Regions from separate parts of the Mus musculus genome. Here all the other regions are linked to region 1. The links are chromatin loops, found by intact Hi-C in ENCODE. Cell type or tissue: left cerebral cortex. All regions are shown on one strand.

Region 1 (2,500 bases):
TGGTTTTCTGGGTAAACATTTTTTGTTTTTGTTTTGTTTGGTTTTTTGCTTTTTGTTTTTGTTTTTGTTTTGTTTTGTTTTTTTTTTTTTGAAACTGCAGGGTGAGAGACAAGTCAGGTTGCCTATTTTTGTCAATTTGTTTGTTTGTTCGAGACAGGGTTTCTCTGTATAGCCCTGGCTGTCCTGGAACTCACTCTGTAGACCAGGCTGGCGTCGAACTCAGAAATCTGCCTGCCTCTGCCTCTGCCTCCCAAGTGCTGGGATTAAAGGCATGCGCCACCACCACCTGGTTATTTTTGTGAATTTTATTGGTGGAATAGTTCGCAAAGTCTTGTACAGACTGGCGGTATAGCGGTGGGATGTGGGAAGATGAGAGCGGGCTGAGAGGTTTCCTTTAATAAGGCCCTTCCTCCTAATCCTACTCAAAGCAGCTCTTAAGAGTTGTCTCCGTGACCAGAGTCTGGAATTCTCTTGCTCTGACCCCATTCTTAGGAGGAAGAATTAGGAACGGCTCACTGTGAATTGTTACAAGCAAGAGAACAAACTTCGCTTGCATGCACACAGTCACCCAGACAGGGCTAGAACGCAGGGGTCTAGAGTGAAATCTGCTTGCTAATTTGCCTAATAAAACTTGTATGCCCTGTCACTAGCGCTCCAGGACCTGAGCCAAGGGCTCGCTGGCCTATCCGGAGAAAGGTTAGGCTCGCTGGCCTATCAGGGTAAAGGTTATTACTTTAGTGTCTGAAGTGTCCAATGAGAAGTACGCTTCTTGCATGAGGGGCTTTGTCTGACCGAGGTCTGTTTCCTTAAACCCCCTCCCCAGCCCCCCAAATTAGGCATGTTTGTGTTATTTGGAAGTATGTCCTAGATGCCAGGCCTAGATATCAGAGTCGCCTTCACTGACAGCAGGAGCCGCAGGAGCACACCAGGACACTCCGGGGCTGGAAATGGTACGTTCGGCCTGTGACTTAGATGTGGGCAGGATGCTGCGGCAGCAGACGGAGACCGCAATGGGAGCAGGTCTTGCAAGACAGCTGAGTCTGCAGCGGAGTCTCATCTGGCTCCGCTGGGTCTTGCCGCTCCGATTCCGCTGGGTGGAGCTGGTCCATCAGACAGAGCGGTGGTCTCTTCCTCTCTGAGCGCTCAGCGCTGCAGCGTCTGGGGTCAGCTGGGCTTCTCCACCAAGGTCTCGGGAGGATCCTGAGGAGCCAACTCTGGGAGTTGGATTGGGACTCTTCTACGGGGGATGAAGGTGGAGCTGCGTGGATGATGAAGGTTAGGACACGAGTCCTATAACTGCTTCGTCCTCCCCTGAAAATCTCGACACACCCTATGCAGTGTCTCAGGGCGCAGCTACCCAGAGGACTTTGTGATTCTCAGTGTTGAGAGAGAGAGATGGGGTGGGGGGTGCCGGGGTGTGTGTGTGCGGGGGAGGGGGGTTAGACATATTGGAGCAGCGAGTGGCCCCATCCTTTCTGGAATAAATGCCCATAGTGCAGTGACTCTCAACCTTCCTAATGTTCATTTTGTGATCCCATCCATAAAATTACCTTTGTTGCTCCTTTATAACTGCAATTCTGCTACCGTTATGAACCGTAATGTAAACATCTGATATGCAAGATATCTAACATACAACCCTTGAGGCTGGTACTGGTCCTGGACTCACAGATCTGCCTAGTTCTGCTCTCCAGTGCTGGGATGAAAGATGTGCACTTCCACACCTAGTGATTCCAGTTTGAATCCCTAACATCAACCAGCAGATCACACGGGGACATTTCACACAACCAGAGACAACACAGGTTACAAATGGCTAGGAAATAGTTAAAGAGCCTGCAGAATCCGTCTGTCCTGAAGACACAGGTAGAGAGCTGAGGTAGGTGAGGGGGGAGTCTCCAGGGGACCAGCTAAGGCTTGGCAGTGCAGGTACGTAGATGCCAAATGCCTCTTGGGAGGACAGGCTATTGGATGGTGACTTTCAGGTGGGCTGAATATTTTGCCACGAAGAAACTGCTGTGGTGAGGGACATGGTGATCCAGGAGTTGACAATTTTGCTGGCTTTTGACAGCTGACCCTGCCACTCTCTGGTTTTAGTCTCAGGTAAGAGGGTTCCATCTGTTGTGGACCAAAAGCCCCTGTGTCTGGTGTTTCTGGTATGATCTGGTATGAGTGTTGCTACTTATTGACACAGTTAATGTCTCTTGGTGTGCTGGCAGATTGTGGTTTGTGTGTGTGTGTGTGTGTGTGTGTGTGTGTGTGTGTGTGTGTAAACAAGCTGGACTTGTGTAAACAGTCCCCCTTTCCTGGTACTGTTACTCTGTAGCAAATCAGGTCAGTATGGTTGTTGTCCAAGGTGACACTCTTCTAGGCTAGCTCTGACACAGAGGTTGTGATATTCTGCACAGCAGAGTGACCTAGAGCAGTCCCTGCCCGCCCTCTACCTTGTCTCCGTGTCACCCAGAGATGCTTGCTTTTTCATAGGCGTGCCACAGAGTTAAAGGAT
Region 2 (2,500 bases), 61 kb after region 1:
ACTGTCTTGCTTTTTCTAGGGTGTACTTTCCTTTCTTGTGTTGGAGTTTTCCTTCTATTATCCTTTTTAGGTCTGGATTTTTGGAAAGATATTGTGTAAATTTGTTTTTGTCATGGACTATCTTGCTCTCTCCATCTATGGTAATTGAGAGTTTTGCTGGATATAGTAGCCTGGGCTGGCATTTGTGTTTTCTTAGGGTCTGTATGACATCATATTTCTTACTGTCTTAGCTGAAGAATCAAAAAAGGAAAAAAAAATCTAATGAAGGTAGAGATCTCTGTAGAAGAGGCAGTGTAATGTTTGTAAGACCAGAGGAGATGGGTGACTTCAAGAAAACAGTGTTTTCCAGATAAGCAGGGTTGGTGCACATAAGAACTCAGAGAGACAGTGGCTACATGTACAAGACCTACATAAGTTCAATAAAGTTAGACAAAAATCCCAGCCCAGGGAAGGGGAAGTGGTAGCAAAGTCCCACTCCTAATCAAGATGCTAGGAGAGCGAAAATTGTTTTTCCTTAATGGAGTGACACAGGGAACATCAACCACACTCCAAATGAGGCCCCGTATGTGGGAGCAGCTGGCCAACACAAAGCAGAAATTTGTTGTCGCTTGCTTGTTTGATGAGATGATACATGAGGGGGTTTGGAAGACCTGTGCTTTTGAGGAAGGAGGCTGATTATTTTTATTTTTTTCATTTTATTATTTTGTGTGTGTGTGCAGGTATATTTTTCCTGCAGGTATGGTTTGTGCACCCATTGCATGCATGGTGCCCTTGGAGGCAAAAATAGGGCATCAGGCATCAGATCCCCTGGAATTAAGAGTTACAGACAATTGTGAACCACGATGAGGTTCTGGAAAGCCAACCCGAGTTCTCCAGAAGAACTTCAAAGGAGCCATCTCCCTAGCCCCAACCCTTTGACTTTTGCCCTTCTGGGATCATCAAAATATCTTGTGTGGTGATATTGAAACATGAGCTATAAATAAATGTACCAAAAAGGAACGATAAAAGTAGTGCATCTGAGAAAAAACCTTGGTGGGGCCAGGTGCTCTCCAGAGTAGGAACCAGGGTCAACTGTGAAGTCTTCCAGGGAGGAAGGAGATGTTTCTATTGTCACTCAGGATTCAGGAGGCAGGCTCACGGATTGTTGGCCAATCAAGGAGAACGTTTGGTAGCTGTGTGAACTGCCCAATGAGGAGTTTCGGTCTTCGGTGACGTAGAAAGCACAACATTTGGGGTGCCATTGTGTGTCCCCGCCATATTGTCGTCCTGTGTCTTTGACTGCGGCCCCCAGGTCTCTCTCCTCGGTATCTCTGTCCCCCCTACTGACAGCGGGAATCGCAGGAGGTCACCTGGACACCCGGTGACTGGAAATGGTGCGTGCGCAGGCTGTAGGGAGGAGGCTACTGTAAGCGGAGGCGGCAGTGGGGACGCGGCCTTCCAGGGCAGCTGAGTCTGCATCTCATCTGCTCTGCTGGGCCGCGCTGCCCGGGTCCCTCTGGATGGAGCTGGACCAGCAGGCAGAGCTGCGGTCCTGTCCTTTGCTGAGAGCTCAGTGCTGCGGGGTCTCAGGTCAGCTGGGCGCTTGCAGCCTGCGTCTCCGCAGTCTGGGAGGTGTAGGCGGAGAGTCGTGGGGAACCGTGGGTTTGGGCTCTTGTAAGGGGATTTGTAGGAAAACCGCGAGGTGAGCCCGGGTTCTATGCACGTTGTCAAAAAAAAAAAAAAAAAAAAAAAAAAAAAAAAAAAAGTAGGCTGCATTTATGTCTGCTCAGTGTCCCAATTTACTTAACAGTCAGTCATTTCTCAGCCTTTATCGGCTAGGATTTGATGAGTACACCTGGTTATCCTTGAGAGCTGGCCATTGGCAACCACGATGCATTTATCCCTATCTTAAGTATTACTATCAATAGGCAGGTAACACATGACCATTTAACACAATGGTATACAAAGTGCAAGTTACTAAATGGTTAGAAAGGCTGAAAATATAGGAGGTTCTCAAGTTGGAGGCAGAGAACTGGTAAGACTTATCAGTGAGGGTGTAGAATGTCCAATGCACGTTCCGAGCACAGGCTGTTGTTAGAAGGCCTGTTTGAAGTGAGCTGAGGTCCTAGAGCTGGAGTCCTAGGGTAGAGACGGGGCTTTTCCTGTGATAAGTTTTCTGGCTTTTGACAATTGACCCTATGACCCGTCAACCAGCTTGTTGCAGTTTCTATAGTCTCAGGCAGGGGGTTATATCTGGTTAGGCTGGTGAGTTTTATGTGCATGTATATATGATTTGGTATATTGTCAGGCGTCATTATTGAGACAGATTATTAAATTGTGCCTTTATTTGTTCTTTGTTGATATTGATATTCAGAATAAACCAGTGCAGAGTTTTTGCTTAACAAAACAGTCATGTAGGCCAGAAAGCTGATAGTTCCCAAAGCACAGAGTATCCCAGAACAGCCCCACCCCACCCTGTCTTCTCTCACATTTCAGTGACATCCGCTAGTCCTATGAGAAC
Region 3 (2,500 bases), 66 kb before region 1:
TGGGAGTCAGGGTTTTCTGGTAAGAAGTCTGGGGCTCTGAGAGGGAAGCATCAGAACTTTCAGCATCTCTCCGAGCTTAGCTTCAGAAGTAGCAGAATGCTTACAACACTCATCAGGCCAGAGCAAGTAAGGCCCCATAGTTCAGTTCAAGTTCACAGCATGGCGAGACAGCTCCATCTGCAGAGGCTAGCAATGAAGGCACTATAAGAACAACTGAGGTGATTTATATAGTCACTTAGCACTACATTAATGAGAACAGGATGATGGTTAGCAATTACTCGGCATCTACTTTATACCATAAACAATATGCCAGTTGTCGGATATAATTTTCAGCCTATCCTGAGGTAGGTCTCCCTTATAACTATTACCTTGTGGGTCGTGACACCGAGGGCCCGAGAGGTCTCAGGGAACTTCTCCAAATTCACCAACAGTAAGAGAATATGAGGAGTAGAGTAGGTATTCAAGAATTATTCGATAGACAGCCAATCAGGTCAACATAATGCTAAACTCTGGATGAGTGGGACATCGAACCTGGCTGCTGTTGACAGGATGTAAACTTGAACTCAAGGCTCCTGACTCCTTACTTACATCTTTATGTCTTATAGGCATACCTTTTGCTCCCTGCTGTGGAGTCAGGCACCTGAACAGAAGACCAGGAGTCTGGTTCTGGGTCAGGGATCTGTTCTGATATCTAGGGCTGGTCAGAGACTCAGAGCCAAGGCACAACCTTGTTTTCTTCTCTGGCTAGAACAAGTGGCAGTGCCTGACCTTCGAGAGCAGCGCTTCTCTCTGGCCCTGTTTGAACATATGAACCTCACGACTGTGGACAGTCTGCAGAAATGTGTCTTCAGCTTCCACAGCAACTGTCAGGAGTGAGTGACTACCTTTGCCTGAGAACCTGAACCATGAACCAAGAGAGAAAGCTGGAGAATGAAAGACTGGCCAGAGGAAGCAGAGGTGCCTCTCTCAAAGTGGTAGGTTTTGACTGACATTGAACGACAGTGAGAGGAGCCAGAGTGTTTGGACTGGCAGTGTTGCAGTAGTCACAGCTGATTATGCACAACCAACTCTGGAGGATGGACACTCAGGTAGATGCCGGATGCAAGAGGAGCTAGAGAGGAGAAGATCCGAGGTTGGTGGGGAAATGAGGCATATTTCAGAAAGCTAAGGAAGAACAGCTGGAACAGATGTGGAGTGAAAAAGCTAAAAATGGTTCCAGTATCTGCCTTGGAATTCTGGGTGCTCCCTGTGGAGAGTAATCTACCATAGCTGTGTTTTTGGTTTCTATATAAGTGAATTTATTTAGTGTTTAGCAAGCAAAAATAGCAGAGTATCAGATCAGGTATTTCCATCCCTCTGCAGGAACAGGACCGGACAAACCCCACAAAAATAGGGAGCTGGAGAACTTGATCAATAAAGAGGGTTCTGGGTGGAAAAACATACTTTTAGATTGAACGTCCAATTTTAGTTTCCATCACAGGTATTTACAGATTCTAGGAGGAAAGGTAAGAAAGAGAGGAGCTAGCAAAAAAGTTTAGATGGTAAAGCAAGTGTGCTTGTGTGCTTGCACTTACATGCGGGAATGAATGTGTGGCAGTTAGAGGCATGGGAATTGGTTTTCTCCTTCTATCCTCAGGGACCCCGGGTATGCAGGCTTGGTGAATCTTAAGGTTTGGGAAGGTGCCCAGTTTGTCCTGAGAATGATTTGCCTTCCAGATGTTCTCAAGGACACAGAGTAAGCTGTGAGGGCAATCTGGCTGTGAAATGTGTGCTGATTTGGCTAACCTGGCTGGTTAGGCAAGGGTTGCCTTTCTCCATTACTTCCCCCACAAAGCTACATACCCAGTTGAGTCAATACTTACAGATAGATACAGGTCCACTCTTGAGTCAAGGGTATATAAATAATGGAAGTCCCCTGCTAGAACCACCAAACAAATTCTCAAAGGCATGGTAGTTTTCTTTTAGGCTGTTGTCCTTTTCACCTTCCTCTTTGTCACAAGGCTGGAGCCCAGTCCATCCCTAGACAAAGGGGTCTTGGAGGACACTGTGATACAACAAACATGCTTATGTTTAAAATGGAGAAGCCACATTGCTTCCAGAGCCAATCATTCAGAAAACTTAACCAGCACATGGCAGTTTACTACTATAACCTGTTACACCAGCACATGAAGGCTCATAAGCAGTGAGAGGCAAAGAGAAGTACACTTGTAGGGAACTTTTTTTGGGGGGGAGGGAGGGTCTTAGTTCTGGGTCTCTGCTGAGGGTCTTCTAGGTTTTCTTAATCCTAAGAGTCTGCTTTCTGTCTGGCCTGCCCTGCAGGTCTAACAGCAAATACATTGCTGCCATCTTGGAGCTCATCTCCTTCAACAGCACCAGTCCTTCCTGGATGTGGACTTCCTGTACTAACTACCTCAGTGTTGATGGGTGATGCTTCCACAAGGCCTGCAACCTGGTGGACAGTTTCACAGATGTTGTCATCACCACAGAGGGACCCTGCAAC

What was found. Hi-C counts contacts between places; a loop is a spot of excess contacts. Peaks named below come from ENCODE experiments on the same cell type or tissue, not always from the same donor. Only the 100,000 strongest peaks of a DNase experiment are listed, where the experiment ranks them.
Region 2: a loop joins it to region 1, with 2.4 times the contacts of the local background. A loop is called at or near these places in 2 of 42 quality-filtered maps.
Region 3: it touches region 1 in a loop (2.2-fold over the local background); 15 of 42 quality-filtered maps call a loop at or near these places.

What each region holds. Positions count from the first base shown.
Region 1 is chr17:32,889,891-32,892,390 of GRCm38, reverse strand. It overlaps Zfp870 (zinc finger protein 870), which reads left to right and starts at 788. Exons shown (of 4, transcript NM_207245.2): 1 at 788-950. The coding sequence starts at 948. In left cerebral cortex, a CTCF peak has its summit at 1,083; DNase peaks (open chromatin) are centred at 726 and 984; H3K4me3 peaks cover 1,793 bases; H3K27ac peaks cover 1,110 bases.
Region 2 is chr17:32,828,962-32,831,461 of GRCm38, reverse strand. It overlaps Zfp799 (zinc finger protein 799), which reads left to right and starts at 1,201. Exons shown (of 4, transcript NM_177359.5): 1 at 1,201-1,373. The coding sequence starts at 1,371. In left cerebral cortex, no CTCF peak of the experiment used is centred here; a DNase peak (open chromatin) is centred at 1,192; H3K4me3 peaks cover 1,601 bases; H3K27ac peaks cover 732 bases.
Region 3 is chr17:32,956,123-32,958,622 of GRCm38, reverse strand. It overlaps the pseudogene Cyp4f41-ps. Among named protein-coding and RNA genes, the nearest start is that of Zfp472, 8.5 kb to the left of the region's middle. In left cerebral cortex, no CTCF peak of the experiment used is centred here; no DNase peak of the experiment used is centred here.